Linked DNA regions of Mus musculus: region 1 is linked to region 2. Evidence: chromatin loops called from intact Hi-C (ENCODE). Cell type or tissue: heart. All regions are shown on one strand.

Evidence for each region. A loop is a pair of places that touch in the nucleus more often than their neighbours do. Peaks named below come from ENCODE experiments on the same cell type or tissue, not always from the same donor. Only the 100,000 strongest peaks of a DNase experiment are listed, where the experiment ranks them.
Region 1: it touches region 2 in a loop (4-fold over the local background); 2 of 42 quality-filtered maps call a loop at or near these places.

What each region holds. Positions count from the first base shown.
Region 1 is chr10:44,263,652-44,271,651 of GRCm38, forward strand. It overlaps Atg5 (autophagy related 5), which reads left to right and starts at 4,688. Exons shown (of 8, transcript NM_053069.6): 1 at 4,688-4,933. It overlaps Gm40637 (a long non-coding RNA gene), which reads right to left and starts at 4,551. Exons shown (of 2, transcript XR_871625.2): 1 at 4,462-4,551; 2 at 4,091-4,310. In heart, a CTCF peak has its summit at 4,861; a DNase peak (open chromatin) is centred at 4,670; H3K4me3 peaks cover 2,836 bases; H3K27ac peaks cover 1,731 bases.
Region 2 is chr10:45,572,964-45,580,963 of GRCm38, forward strand. It overlaps Hace1 (HECT domain and ankyrin repeat containing, E3 ubiquitin protein ligase 1), which reads left to right and starts at 4,866. Exons shown (of 24, transcript NM_172473.3): 1 at 4,866-5,187. The coding sequence starts at 5,112. In heart, no CTCF peak of the experiment used is centred here; a DNase peak (open chromatin) is centred at 4,888; H3K4me3 peaks cover 1,412 bases; H3K27ac peaks cover 1,216 bases.

The sequences.
Region 1 (8,000 bases), 1.3 Mb before region 2:
TAGATCTATACTAGAACTGAATATATTAAAACAGTAGTCCCCCACATCCTCCTTTTTACTATGTATCTGGATAATTTTATAACTGGACAGTTCAGGACTCATAGTCTTCATGTGAGGGATGCATTAGATATTGCTAAACCTTCATTTATTTTTGTATTGTGGTGAAATGTTGACAAGTGTATGGACCTCGGGTCCTAATTCCAAGCTCAGATCATAATCCCGGGCTCCTCAGCTTCCCAAGTGCTGGAACTGCAGACGTGAGCCACCACACCCGGCTTCCAGGGTAAACCATATTCGTCTGCTCGGTAGGTAGAACTTTCTGTCTGAGGAACTTAAAACTAAACCAGAGGTGACTCAGAAGTCATTTAAGGAGAATTAAGAAACATTTCTTCAGTACTACTGAATATGGCACATTGCTGTTTGGAAATTTGTAGAAATCACACTGAATAATAGTATGATTTTGCTCTAGAATTTAATAAGTAATAAAGTAAAATCTGCTTTCAAGGGACTTCACGTGCTTAAACATATCATCAGTTTCATCAGTGATTTATCTTGAGACAAAAACCAGGGCTGTTTTAAAATGAGACTCCTTAGTACATGTTTATATTACTTGAAGAAAAATGTAGATTTTTTTTTTTAAAGTAAGAATACCTGTCCAAAGTTTGAAAGGCACAGTTCTCATTCACTCTGTTGTGATCATAAAAAGAGAAAGAGCTAGAAGATATGTTCTGGGGGTTGTGGGGGAAGGGGTGCCACAACAGGCCCATGCCAAGGCATCCCTTCCCTGTGAGGGACCAGACACACACTGGTATAGCATAGAACAGAGTTTATTTAGGGCATGGGGAGGGGAGTTAAGAAGGTAGCAGAGGCAGAGAAAGGCAGAGAGGAGAGAGTAGAGAAGCAGAGGCTGGCCATGGCCACATGGGGTGGGGAGAATAGGAGCAAGGGGGCAAGATGTAAGAGCTCTGCCTGTGCCATACCTGCCTGGATACTGCCATGCTCCTGCCTTGATGATAATGGACTGAACCTCTGAACCTGTAAGCCAGCCCCAAGTAAATGTTTGGTTTTTTTGTTTTTTTGTTTTTTAAAGACTTACCTTAGTCATAGTGTCTGTTCACAGCAGTAAAACCCTAACTAAGACACCTTGGTTTTGGCTAAGTTATTTAATTCAGGGTATCCAGTGTTGTTCATTTCGTAGTTCAGTGGTTACCATATCACAATCCAGGCAGCATCCTGTAGCTGCGACCACATCTTCTGAGCCCTCGTGGTCACAGCTTCTGTCACAACCTTATTGTTAACAGATTTCTGACAAGATTGAGCCCTATATAGATTGGTTATAACTGAGTAGAATTCAGTGACAGTAGTAAAAATCATATTGAGAAAGGATAGAAATGAGAACCTTAGGTAGCGTTAGCAAAGAGGCATATGGCTAGAACCAGCCTAAGAGAGCTGGCAGCAGTGGCATAAAATCCTGGTGACAGAAAACGAGTTTGTCCCAGCAGGTTTAAGCGTGTTTCATAAAGTAAGCATGGAGGCAGCATGGACAGGTAAGTGCTTGGGCCTTTTCTCATTTACCAGACTGCTAGCAGTATGTGTGAAGATCCCTTAAAACATATGTTTGAGGACAATTTAGCATCCATTGGATGACAGGGGATGAGAGGGTCACTGAACCTTTCGTTCCAGCATCCTGAGTAAAGGTCAGTGGCGGTCAGTAAAGTCAAACTAGAAATTCAGGTCGTCAAGTGAAAATCTAGAGGCCACGGCCGCAGGCAAAAGTAATTCAACCTGATACCAGGAATTTCCGGCCAGCTGCATGAGCCAAAAGGGTTTATGAATTGCCTTTGGTCCTATGTCCTAACTTGTAGGTAAGCCAGGAGGCCGGTCTTAAGAACCGGGGCAGAAGAGGCTGGCCAGGCACTATTTGGGCATCTAGGATCCCTCTTGCCAACCGGAAAACTCTTTACCAATCAATATGCCGGTGTGTGTTTGTGGGCTTCTGCAGTCTGGTAGCAGAAAATGTGGAACTGAGTGGTTGGTTTGGGCCCCTCTGACTGTGCCTGTAACCCACATGGCAGAGGCTGGGGACTGGGTCTTGAGTCGGGGAGAAAGCAGCCGGCCTGCAGTGGCTGAAGCAGAGGGGCCGCAGGTCATGCAGCCCTGGGTGGCTGCGCCACTGCTGGGGCCCAATGTGGGCAGGGGAGAGTAAGGGCCCAAAGTATCCTAGCAATACACTTGTGGCACATCCACCCAAGTCTCAGGCAGAGAAGCAGAGAGAGAGAAAGAGGCGGGAAGGCAGCATTTTGGAGCCAGATCCACCCCTCTCACATGGAGAATAGAGCCAAGGAGAGAGGGGAGGGCAGCAAGCAGGATCTGTGGCAGGGGCGGAGCCAAACTTGCTTTTCAGGCAAAGCAGCTGGAACAGCAGGCTGCAGATGAGAGGAGGTTAGGGGAAAGTCTAAGCTATAGCAGACTGACCCAAGGGCGAGACATGTGGGGGGTTCCCAGACCTGGCCTGGAATTCTCAGCCTCAAGAAAAAGGAGAGGGAAATCTCACCCAAGGGAAAGGATCTTCAAAAGAGGGGTAGTTCTGAGCTCAAGAAATCTTTTCTGGGGCCATGTAGATAGTCATGCTGACCAGTGGGAATGGGGGGTTTACCAGATCTGGGCTAGCGAACGAGCGTGGATCTCTTGCGGTAGCTGGGGTGGGATGCAAACCTGCAGAGTTTCTAGATCCGAGTCGCGATGCAAAAAGAGAAAGAGCTATTAAGGTATGTTCTGGCGGGGTGTGGGTGAAGGAGACACCTCAGCGGGCCCATGCCATGGCATCCTCCCCCCCCCCCCCCCCCAGAGACCACACACAGGCATAGCATAGAACGGAGTTTATTTAGGGCATGGGGAGGGGAGTTAAAAGGGTAGCAGAGACAGAGAGAAGGAGAGAGGAGAGAAGCAGAGGCCAGCCATGGCTACATGGGGGGTGAGGGTGGGGAATGGGAGCAAGGGGGCAAGACCTAAGAGAGAGGCAAGAGAGTAGGAGGGTAAGAGAGAGGAGGGGTCAAGCAATCCCTTTTATACTGGGCCAAGCCTATCTAGCTGTTGCCAGGTAACTGTGAGGAGGAGCATACCTGGCTGCTGGCAGGAACTGTGGGGGTGGAGTTTAGACAGAATTCCAACACACTCCACCTACTCAAAGCAGAAATCTCTACTATATTAAACTCAGTAATCAGTTACTAGCTGAAATCATACCTGGTCTAAGCACTGAAAATAAATGACTATTGTATGCTCAGCCATAAAAGGGACACCATCTCCTCCAAGGCTCAAGGAACCTCACAAAAGAAAGGTGTCAAACTCATGGGACAAGAGCAAGATCACTACAACAAAGTTTGAGGCAAATTTGGAGCAAGTTTTATTAAGTACTGGCCAGGACGTGGACACTGGTACAAGGTCCACACCCAGGATAACCAGAGAATGGCACCAAATTACATTAGGTGGAGCCTTATGAAGGCCAACCCAGCTTCTCCTCAACAGAAGTCTGACAAGACCCTCTTGGGTTTCTTCAGGTAACACTGCCTTTATTTAGATTCATGGCTCTAGCCAGGCTCTGCCGCTGCTGACAGAGCAAAGTGTCGTGGCAGAAATTCCAGTAGAGAAATTGAAGCAGAAGGATGGTAAATTCAAGGTCAGATCGGAGGATGGGGGTTAAAGAGTATCCATGATTATACATAGAGTTTGAGGTCAGTCAGCGTTGCACGAGAGCTTGTCTCAAACCCAAAAAAGGAGGAAGAAAGGAAAGAAAAAAAAAGGCTGGAGAAATACCTACAGATCAGTGTAGTTAAGAGTTAATTGTGCTCACTGATCTCGCAAAAGACTAAAATCATTTCCAGTGCCTGCACTGGGTGCCTCACAACTGCCTGTAACTGCAGCTCCCGGGGCTCCATTTACCATCTCTTAGGATCTAGTTGGACACCTCATCCTCTCCGGGTGGGGGAAGGAAAGAGAAGAGTAAGAGGGGAGAAGAGAAGGAGGAAGAGAAGGTGGAGGAGGACGAGGAGGAGGGTGTTAAAATGTTTGGTGAGTGAAGACCCAGATCAAGTACTCTTTACGTTTTGTTTTATTTTCAAAGCAATAAGAGTAGGAAAGGTACTCTTAGAGGTGAGGGAGGTTTTGGTACTTTTACCAACTGGGGTTAAATACAGCCACTAATGCCTACTGTGGTCCTACAGGAGTGGGGAGGTTCTACCGAGCAAATGAATGTGGTTTACCTTGAAAGCCGGGTGTGGTGGCTCACGTCTGCAGTTCTAGCACTTGGGAGACTGAGGAACACGAGATACCTAGTTAAGTCCCAGACTTGCAGCTTGATACCCCTGTCCTGACTCTAACCCAACTAAATTAAACCATCCCAACCACCCTTAAAAGTAAGGTTTTTACAATACTGTTTTGTGAGGAAGAGAAAAATGCTGCTACCACGGCAGCCGATGTCTCAGGATCCTTTATTTCTCTGTTCTTCCACAACTGTCACACTGACAACCGGGAACACCAACGACTGCGTTCTGTCCATCCAAGAAGAAAACCGGCAAACTCGTTCCGAGTTCAGGCGCTCCCTGTGTGTCTGCGCACGCTCAGGAGCAACTCAGGTCTTGCCAGGTTGGGCCGCGCTCGGAGGGCGGAGCGCTTGCCACGTGGTCTTGGTGACGTCATCTCCGGGCGCCGAGGGTGACTGGACCTACGGTGGGCGCCCGGCGCTGCGGTTCACTCTGGTTCCGAGGGCGGAAGTGCCCGTCGGGCTGTTTTCTGACCCGGGCGGCAGCACTGTGCGGCTGCGCGCGCACTGGGACTTCTGCTCCTGCGCCTCTGCAGGACAGTGTGATCCCGGCAGACAGAACCCGACCGAGCGGCTTTCGCGCTGCGGGAAGCCGGAGCAGAGCCGGCACCTCGGGTAGGGCTCATGTGTGTCCCGGGCGTGGAAGTGTGGGGCGGGAGTGGGACCGGGCAGGGGCAGGGGCTGCGGGCGAGCGGCCCGTGTAAAGAGCGCACCCGGAGGGATGGCGGGGGAGGCGGTGCCGCTGGGCGGAGGTGGGGTTGGCGAGACACCGGCCCGGGAGCCCTTGGGCAGTCTAGCTGTCCCTTTGGGTAGTTAGTATGTCAGTTCCTTACTAAGGTAGGAAATGTAGCATCGAGTCTGGAGCTCAAGTTAAGGACTTGCATTTTATTTAAATCGTAATTGTTTCGGTGCTTTTTGATTCTATCTAAACGCAGACTGTTTCTCTTCGATGCAGTTCTTTGAGTCTCAGTTTAATTTTAGTACTTAATACTAACAAATGCATTTTTCTGTTAGTAGAACACTTTCGTTTATTTAGTTACTTTGTTGAAATTGCTCTCAAAGAATATAAACTTGAGGAACCTAAGAATCTGGGTGGCATGTAGGTTTTTCTCCCAAAGCATGTAGCATTGTTTTCACTGAGAAAGCATAGCAAGTCTTCACTAGTCAGAACCCCAGGAGCAGTTGACTATCTAAAGCCTTCTAGAATTCACCTGATAAGTATCTTGGGTCCTTGATACCGAGTATTTGAGTCAGATGCAAATATTCTGACTTCATTAAAATTATTGTTTGAATTGAAATTTGAGAACAAGAACATTGGCTTTATGGTAGTTGTCTTGGCAGGTGAGAATGTTACACTAAGTTTAATTGTACTTTGAGCCCAGTTTTGTGGCCTGTACCTTTAATTCCAGCAGTGGAGGTGGGGTGAAGGCAGGAAAATCAGGAGTTTAAGGCCAGCCTTGGCTATTTAGTGAGTTTGCTGCAATCCTAGAGGGCATGGTACTCTTTGCAACACACAGACAACATCCTCCAAAGCCCAAAAACAACCTAGCATTTTTTGGCCCTGCATTGGATCTTGAGCAGCACAAAACCAAACTATAACCCGAAAACAAAACAAACCCCAACTGTGATTGCCCACGTTTCTAATCCTTGTGCTAGAGAAGCTGAGGAAGGAAGGTTGCTTTGGGTTGGAGGCCAGCCTGTACTACAGAGCAAGACTCTTGTCTCCGAAAAGAACACACAAACACACACACACAGCTTTAATCCCGGTCTGCATAGTGAGTTTTAGACTAATCAGAGTGACACAGTGAGCACCTGTCCCAAGGGGAAAAAAGTATTTTCCAGGTGATAGAAAGTTCTAGAAAAAGGATAAGCCAATGAAATGGAATGGGTAGGGGTGGTGGTGTGCATGGGAGATCTAGTGCTGTTCACAGAAAAGGTATGTGAGTGAGGCTAAGCTACATGGAAAGGCCATTGGAGCATACTAGCCAATTCCAGGGGCAAATAGGAGTGCTTAGAGATGAGACAAGGTCATTGTGGGACTTTGTAAAGACTTATTTTTTTTTTCCATTTTAATCATAAAGTGACCAGGTTTTGCCTGCATATCCATATGCCCATCATATTTATGCCTAGTGCCCATCAAGGAGTCTGCTAGAACTAGAGGTACTGAAGGATGTGAACCACCATGTGGGACTGAGAGTCAAACCCATGTGCTCTGCAAGTGCAGCCGGAATTCTTTACTGCTGAACCATCTATTTTTTACTTTTACTTTTTTTTTTTTTTTGAGACAGGGTCTCATTCTGTGGCCTTGTATCAGGCTGGACTTGAACTCATAGCTATCTGCTTGCCTCTGCCTTCTGAGGGCTGGGATTAAAAGTTCAGATTCCTTCCTTCCACCCTTCCTTTTCTTTCCTCCCCAACTCACTCCTTCGTCTCTTTGTCTCTCTGTCTCTGTACAGGATTTCTTTGTGTATTCCTGACTGTTCTGGAACTTGCTCTATAGACCAGGCTGGCATTGAACTCAGAGATCCACTTGCCTCTGCCTCCCAGAGCTGAGATTAAAAGCCTATACCACCACCACCTGGCTCTACTTTTAACTGTCTCTTTTACTGTTTTTTTTCAAATTGGTTTCTCGAAACAAGGTTTCTCAGTGTAACAGCCCTGGATGTCATGGACCTTGCCTTGTTGACCAGGCTAGCCTTGAACTCACAGAGATTGTCCCAAGCAAGAAGGTAGATACACATAGTATACAAAAGTTATATTTTATTACATAGTATACAAAAGTTATATTTTATTACATAGTATACAAAAGTTATATTTTATTACGCTGAGGGTCATTACACAAGGTTCACATTTAAATTCCTAACTATGGTCCTAAGCCTATCTTCACCAAAGCTGCTCACCTGTTCCACCTATCTTAGCTGAAAGTCAGGTCCAGTCTCTAACAGAAGTTTCTGATTGAACAGTCAGCATCCTTGGGGAGACTCTACAGCCACCAAACAGATCACAGTGGCATCTCTCCAGAATTACAGAGCAGAGCATTGCTCTTGGTCTCTGCTTATATACCATCTTATGGGCATCCTGGGGTTCTAGGACTGTGTCTGGTTATCTTGAGTAAGAGATGTAACTGAGTTCTTGGTGTAATGTCTAAAAGGCTTTTTTTCCTCTCTCTCTCTCTCTCTCTCCCTCCCTCCCTCCCTCCCTCCCTCCCTCCCTTTCTTCCTTTCTTCCTTCCTTCCTTCCTTCCTTCCTTCCTTCCTTCCTTCCTTCCTTCCTTTTTTCCTGTGCTCATTACAGGGATCTACTTGTCTCTGCCTCCCAGGTGCCTGGCTTCTAATTTTTATTTTTAATGAGATAAGTTTGAGTCAGGAGCAAATTGAGCTAAGCTGAGTTTTACACTGATTGCCGTGTTGGCTGCAGAAGTGGTCAGAGTGGCTTGAGTCTGGTGTGGTTGCTGCTAAACTGGAGTAGTCAGGTATGGAAGAATGGTTAGGGATGATTGTAAGATGTATGGGCAGAACAACAGACTAATGGGGTTTCTGCTTCTATAGTGGAGGAGGATGTGGCAGTGGGAGAGAGGAAGACCTGAGGTCAGCATCAGTTGTGCAGGTGTTAAACTTCCAAATGACAGGTCCATTGTGCAGGAAAACACTTGTCAGACAAGTCAGGAGTCCAAGCTGAAGGT
Region 2 (8,000 bases):
AAGGTTCTGGCTTTTTTCTTGTTTGTATTTTTGGTCTATCTATCTATCTATCCATCTATCTATCTATCTATCTCTCCTTATATATACTCTCTTAGTTTATTGCTGTGAAGAGACACCATGACTGGGCAACTCTTATAAAGGAAAAATATTTAATTGAGGCTGACTTACATTTTTAAACGCTGCCATGGTGAGAAGCATGGCAATGTGCAGGCAGACATGATGCTGGAGGAACCAAGAGTTCTATATCTTGATCCAAAAGTATCAGAAAGAGACTGGATATGTTTCATACTGGGTGTATCTTGAACATCTCAGACCTCAAAGCCCCATCTTCATTGTGACACAATTCTTCCAATAAGGCTCATCTTCTAATAGTATCACTCCCTATGGCCAAGCATTCAAATACATGAATCTATGGAGGCAGTACCTATTAAAACCATCACAGGTAGTTTGTGGACTTATGTTTGGATCTTCAGTTAGGTTCCATTTGTCAGCATGTCTGTTTTTACATTAGTACCGTGCTGGTTTTTTTTTTTTTTTTTAATTACTATAGCTTTGCAATACAACTTAAATCAGGGACGGTGATACCTCTGGTAGTTCTTGTATTTTTCAGGATTGTTTCGATTATCCTGTGCTTTTGTGTTTTTATGTGAATCTATAGATTATTCTTTCGATTTCTACTAGGTTGTGTTGGAATTTTGATGGGGATTGTATTGAATCTTAGATTGTGTTTTGGTAGGATGGCTGATTTCACAATATTAATCTTAGTGATTCATGATCATGAGAGATCTTTCTATTTTCTGATGTCTTCTTTAATTTTTTCCTTCAATGTCTTAAGGTTTTTATTTCATTATGGGTTTAAAATTCATTCATGCCAGCTGCATTTCCTGAGTGCAGTAGATATGTTAGGTAGTGCTTAGTGCTTTGAACTGTGTAGATTACAGAGCATTTATATCATGGTTGGATTCTCAATTGGATAAAGAGGTGATAAGCCTATTGCAATACTATTCATATAACCTGTTATGGTTTGTATATGCTTGACCCAGGCAGTAGCACTATTTGAAGGTGTGTCCTTATTTGAGTAAGTGTGGCCTTGTTTGAGTAGGTGTGGCCTTGTTGGGAGTAGGTATGGCCTTTTGGAGTAGTTGTTTCACTGAGTGTGGCCTATAAGACCCTCATCTTAGCTTCTTGGAAGCCAGTCTTCTCCTAGCAGCCTTCAGATGAAGATCTAGAACTCTCAGCTCCTCCTACACCATGCCTGCTTGGATGCTGCCATGTTCCTGCCTTGATGATAATGGACTGAGCCTCTGCATCTGTAATCTAGCCCCAATTAAATGCTGCTCTTATAAGAGTTGCCTTGGTCAGGGTGTCTGTTCACAGCAGTAAAACCCTAACTAAGACACACTCCAAACTGAGCTATGTGGGAGACTGCTCTATATTATAGATTTTCAAATTACCAGTCTACTCTTCTGTAAGTTTTTTTCTGTATTTCCCAGTCATGTAATAAACAGTGACCAACTTGGGGAACAGTGCTTACAATGAAGTCAGCTTGGAATCTACCCCTGTTTACATAATCTATGTCTGGGCTTAATGCCTAGAGGACTTTGGAGGTGTTCTACATAAAGTCCATGGAATGACTGCATCTTGTCAGAGATAAGTGTTGAGGGACTAATTTTTCATGTAACAGTGCAATCCTTCCTTCTTACCGGTTGTTTTGAGACAGGCTTCCACTCTGTTGCCCAGACTGACCTGGAGCCTCTGGGCTCACACCAGGGCAGTAGTAGGTCATGCTTTATCAGACCTGGCACCAAAACAGGCTTTCCTTTCCTTCTATTTATTTTTTAAGTTCATTATCAGTTTAAGTATATTTTCGTATGTATACTCACTGCCTTTGTGTCTAGTGCTCATGGAATGTGCTGAATCCCCTGTAAGTGAAGTCATGGATGATTGTGAACCACCACGTGATTCTGTGTACTGAGTCTAGGTTTTCTGCAAGGGTAGCCAGGGACTCTGAAGCACCAAGCCTTCTATCCTTTAATATGCGTGTGTGTGTGTGTGTGTGTGTGTGTGTGTAATGAAAACCAAGTCCTGGGTCTTGAGCATTCTAAGCTAATGAACGCACCACAGGAAGCTGACATGTTGGATGTTTTAAGGAGGACACAGAGCCAGAACATTCTCACTTGATACCAGGTTGCAAAGTTTGAGCACCACCTTGGTTGGCCTATTGCCTTTGTCCTTCCTTTGAAGCTTTGGGTTTTCTAAACCTGCCAGACAGGTTTGGGTCTCATCCAAACTAACTGGTTAAGTAAAGATGATGAAGCTCTGCCTTGAGCCTGTAGCACAAGTGACTGTCACATGTAGGCTGGAATTGATTAGAACCTCCCTGGGAAGGGACACCAATGCCAGCCACCCTCTTCCTCTTTAGACTCTGCACAAAGGTCAGAGAGTATCTCTTTCTAAAAAGGAGGTGATCAGGCAAGATTTGTTCTTACACTGATGAACTCACTGCAAGGGAAGCTTTGCCTCTTTGAGAGACAAGGTGAGAATCTCCATTCCTTTGTTCCTCACGCACTCCAGCATCTCTCAGCGCTGGTGATGATAGACGAGAGAGGCCTCCTCCCTTAATTTTTCATTTTCAGTCGTCATTCTTATGTTCACCACAGATTGGATTGATTCACACTTCAGATTTTTAAATGTTTGCCTGTTTGAAGTCTTGATTTATTACTTTTATTGTATGGGTGAGTGCTCTGTTTGCTGGTAAGTGTACAATGTGCATGCAATGCCTGCAGAAGCCAGAGGAGATCATCTGAGTGTCCGGAACTAGACTAAGGACAGTTAAGTCACTAGGTGGGCTTTGGAGAGCAAACCTGGGTCCTCTGCAATAGCAAGCACCAGTGCTCTTGATTGCTGAGCCAGCTCTTCAGCCCCTTAAACTATTTTAAAAAGATAATTAAAAAATGATTTATTTATTTATAAGTACACTGTAGCTGTCTTCAGACACACCAGAAGAGGGCACGAGGTCTCATTACAGATGGCGTGAGCCACCATGTGGTTGCTGGGATTTGAACTCAGGACCTTCGGAAGAGCATTCAGTGCTTTTAACCACTGAGCCATCTCTCCAGGCCCAGATATTTTATTCTTGATTCTGTGTTCTCTGCATGGGTATGGACACCAAAGTATGTTTGATTCCCTAGAGCTGGACTATATTAGATTTGGGGTACCAGGTGGGGTACCAGGTGGGTGCTGGGGACCAAACTTTGCAAGAGTAGAACATGCTTTTTACCTCTGACCCACCTTTCCAGTCCCTGAAAAAAAATATATATTTTAAGTTTTTATGTGTTTGCCTGCTTATATGTCTGTGCACCATTTGTATGCAGTGCCTGGAGGCCAGAGTAGAGCATCAGATCTCCTGGAACTGGCATTACAGATGGCCCTGTGCTACTATGTGGAAAGCAAATCTGGTTATCTGGAAAAGTAGCCAGTGCTTTTAGCTGTAGAGCCATTGTTCTAATTCCAACTTAAATTTTATTAAACCATTTTTGTCATAATTGAGGTTTTGTGTCTACCAGGTGTGGTAGTGAGTGTGGGACAAAAGGGTTAAGAAAACCCACCAGTCCCTGAACAAGAAAACCCACTAATCTCTGAAGAGCAAAACCCACCAACCCCTGCGCTCACCCAAGCTTGGCTTGGAAAGCTCCACCTCCAAGCCCCAACAATCCTATATAAGATAAATATATAAGCCTATATAAGCCCTGCCTTCTGCTCAGTTCCCTGCTGCTTTTCATCGGAGCAGTGGCAGCCACTCTCTTGGGTTTTGCCTTTCTACTAAACCTCTTGTGTGAGGTCTTGTGTGTGATGTGACTTTGTGGTATTCTTTGGCTCTGGATTGCCAGGATCCCTCTCTAGTAAAGATGTAACCCTTTCACTGGAGCATCCTCTCCTGGAGCAGAGAGCTGTTACACTTGTATTGGGAAAACTCCCCCCTCCTGCAGCCCGGAGCAGAGCTGTAACACTTGTGAAGGGGAAGTCTTTCCCTTCAGGGCTGCAGTACAGATCCTAGCCCTGGGGAGGTAGAGACAAAGAATGTAGTCATTTTAGCTACACATCAAATGCAAAGCTAGCCTGGGCTACATGTAGTAGGCTCAAAGCTCATACCTCCATCATCTTAAAACGGGGCTCCATTGTGTGTGCTGGCTAACCTCAAACTCAGGACCCATCTGCCTCTGCTTCTTGAGTGCTGGGAATAACCTGTATGTATTATCATGCCCAGCTTTGAAGTCTTTGATTCGCCCACTGGGGCCTGTCATGGGAACTGAGATTGCATTTTACCAAATTAACATTTGTTTTTCCTGTTTGTCACTTAGATTTTCCTCAAAGTTTGGAGTTGGCATCATTTTCTGTGCTAAGTACAGGGATATATATGACGGGGCATACGATAGAGCTGTGTCCTTGTTCTTAGAAATGTACTCAGCAAGAGAAACAAGGCATTGTTAAGTCACAATAAAGGAAAAAAAAACCTACAATTTTGCTTTCGAACTTGAGTTTTATTACTGTTCAAAATTTAATTTGTAAGCAGGATAGTTAAGGCATTTGTTTATAGAAAAGTACATCTGTTTTAGCTTGGTGGTGATGAATTTAGGAATAACTGAAATTCTCTAATCTGCTTTACTGGGGTGTGTTAGAACCGAGGGAGGATGCTCTTATACAACTTTGGAGGGAAGAACGTGAGGGCGCGTGAAAGCCCACAAAGTATTTCCACAAATTGCTCAGTCTAACCTACAGATCACCACATAGATGCCATAGAGGCGTGGCTCCGTCGGGGAGTGCGGCCCAGCCAGCTCGAAACTACAGTTCCCAGAAGGCTTCGCGAGCCCAGGAGGGAAGCGGGGCCGCGGCAGGAAAGGCGCGAGCGAGCGGAGGCGGCGGCTGGTGCCCACCCCAGCGCGGTCTGGTTGGCAGCCGTCGGTGCGGCGGACTGACTCGGCTTAGCATCCTAGCGTTCCTGGGCGCCGGCCGCAGCGAGCTCGCTCCTTCTCCCGGCCTGTGCGGGGATGTAGGGCGCGGGTCGCGGAGGCCGCGGGCGCGGCGGGGGCTTCGCGGAGGCCGCGCCGAGGATGGAGAGAGCGATGGAGCAGCTCAACCGTCTGACGCGCTCGCTGCGCCGCGCGCGCACCGTGGAGCTGCCCGAGGGTGAGGCGCCCGGAGAACGCGCGCTGCACTTTTCCGAGGCTGGCGGGCGGGGGGAGTCGGCGGGAGGCGCGGGGGCGCGGCCGGCGGGGGCTGGGGCTGGGGCGGGGACGGGGACCGGGGACGGGGACGGGCTGTCCGGTGGGGTTCGGTCCGAGCGGAAATGCGTTCCGCGGGGTCCGGGCCCCGCACTGGGAAAGGGTGCGGTGGCGCCTCGCACGGGCTCGGGCTGGGGACGTGCTGGGTTTGCTTAAGCTACAGAGTGAGGTAGGCGGGCTAGGATTTATTTGAAATGCGGGGCGCCTCGGTTTTGGCACTAGACAAAGGTTGGCAGCCACCAGACAGGTGTGTTTGTGCAGCTCTGTTGGTGTAGCAGGCATTCCTGCTGTAGCTTGCCTGCCTCCATCGTTTAGTCCTGCAGACTTGGGTTGAGTGGGCTGGGTGAGAACTCTGTGTGTGTGTGTGTGTGTGTGTGTGTGTGTGAATTGTGGGCTGGGTGAGAACTCTGTGTGTGTGTGTGTGTGTGTGTGTGTGTGTGTGAATTCACACCGGAATAAAAGCTCTGTTTCGAACTTTTGCTTTGGCAAACTCCAAATAGAGGAGGTGGGGCGGGGCTGGGGGCGTTGTTTGATGCCTTGTGAAGTCAGACTAATTTTAGTGGCGGTGAGACAAGGCAGTCAGGTTTGTAACCCAGGCTGGCTGCAAACTTTAGAGCCTCCTGCCTCAGCCTTCCAAGAATTTGGATTCTAGGCATTCGCCTACCTTGCTCTGCTCAGTTTGCTTTATTCCACCTCCCCCCCCGCCCCCCCACCAACTTCGTTTTAGTTAGCTAAGGAGAGTGATGAAAAGAAATGTGGAGTTTGTGAGTTTGGGGATACTTTTTTTTTTTTTTTTGAAAAGTTTTATTCTTTATGATTCTGAGTAGAGAAAATTTGTGGCAACTGTTTCTGAGTATATATATATATATATATATATATATATATTAATTTGTTACTTTCCTAGACTGAAACAATTTAGAACAATCTAGTTTTAGGAAGTAAACGTCAGCTTCAACTTTTTCTTTATTTCCTCTGTGAATCTTTTCACTAGGGGCTGCTTTCACATATTTCCTGATGTCATGCTATCTATTGGTAACAGCTGATGAGGGCTGTGTGCGTAGGTTATTAACATTGCTATTTGTATTGTTAACTTATATCCGGCATTTTGCATAAATATGATATAAAAGGCTTTGATAATATTTCCTGGTTTTAAACATTTTATATTTAAATATATTTATATATTTTGTATATTTTAATTATAGAAAGATTTGATAATAAAAATAAAGAAAAATCTGTCATTCTATTCACAATAGTAAACAATCTTTTTGCATTTTTACCTAACATTTTTCATACAGTGTCTTGTTTTGTGTTTAGAAAACATCGTGGATGTGTATCCATAAATGTAGTTAATGATTTGGCAGGACTTGGTAGGATGAATGAAACAAAAACTTGCTTTTTAACATTTTAATGTTTTTACTGATTTTAAAAGAACAGCTTTGTCCTTAAGGCTTAGTCTTCTGTTTCCTTAGGGTTTGTTCCTAGAAGATGAGCAGGATTTAATTATACAGCCGACATTTAAAAGACCTTAATTATCAGTTTCTTAACCTAGTCTTTGGGAAGTTCTGGTCAGCAGTCTGAGTGCTTGGAGACTTAAATATTACAATTAAAAATAAAGTGTTTCCTCTTGTTGCTAGGCAAAAAATGGCATATTGCTCACATCTCTTTGATTACACATCTTCATTTGATTACAGTGAATTTGTTCATTTTGTTCTTTGAATTTACCATTGTTTTGATGAATCTTTGAATTCTCTTAGTTTGGCTCTTTCAGGTAGATCATCATGTTCAGTGAATTCTAAAAATACAAATTATTGTGGTTGCACTTTAAGGCTGAACAGAGAAGCTGATGAACGGGGTCAGTGTGTTAAGGGGCCTCCCCAGACCTGGCTACCTGACTTTGATCCCTAGACCTCATGTAGAGACAGAAAGAGAGAACTGACTACACAGCGTAGTCCTCTGGCCTTCACGAGCATGCTTTGGAATATTATTATTATTATATTTTTATAATAATAAAAAAGACTGAGCAGAAGTGCTGAGATCTTTCTAAAATTAAGAAATAACCTTTTTTTTTTGCTTTGTTAGAATTTAGCAGTCAACAAATATCTAATTATAATTAGAATAAATTGTTAAAGTATGTTTCTAATCAGCTTTTACAGTAAAATTAACATTGTTGTATAGCACTAATAAGTAGACACTTGATGTACTGACTGGGATACTGAGAGAGCCCCTTATGTTACTAGTGAGTGATGTGGACGAGTCATCCCGCGCAGGGATAACAAAGTGTGAAAGAAAAGGAGGGGAAGGCAAAGAAATTATGTTGGAGATGTGGCCTCTCTGAGTCTTAGAAGGCTCATGTGTATTGTGCACTATGTGGAGAAAACTAAACTGTTAGGTTTACATTGAAGGTAGTTTGTTTAATAGGATAGAATTTGAGTGCATTTTAGCATATGTGTTTGATTCATGGTCAGAATAACTGCCAGCTTTAAAAACAACAGCAACAGTAACAACAGCAACACTACATCTTTCCCGTTTTGTGGACATTGCTGGAGCAGCAGTCAAATTGAAGTTCATCTGACTTCTGACCAAAGCAGGATCTGTAAAAAGCCTCTCAGCGGGGCCTGGCAAACACAGAAGTGGATGCTCACAGTCAGCTATTGGATGGATCACAGGGCCCCCAATGGAGGAGCTAGAGAAAGTACCCAAGGAGCTAAAGGGATCTAC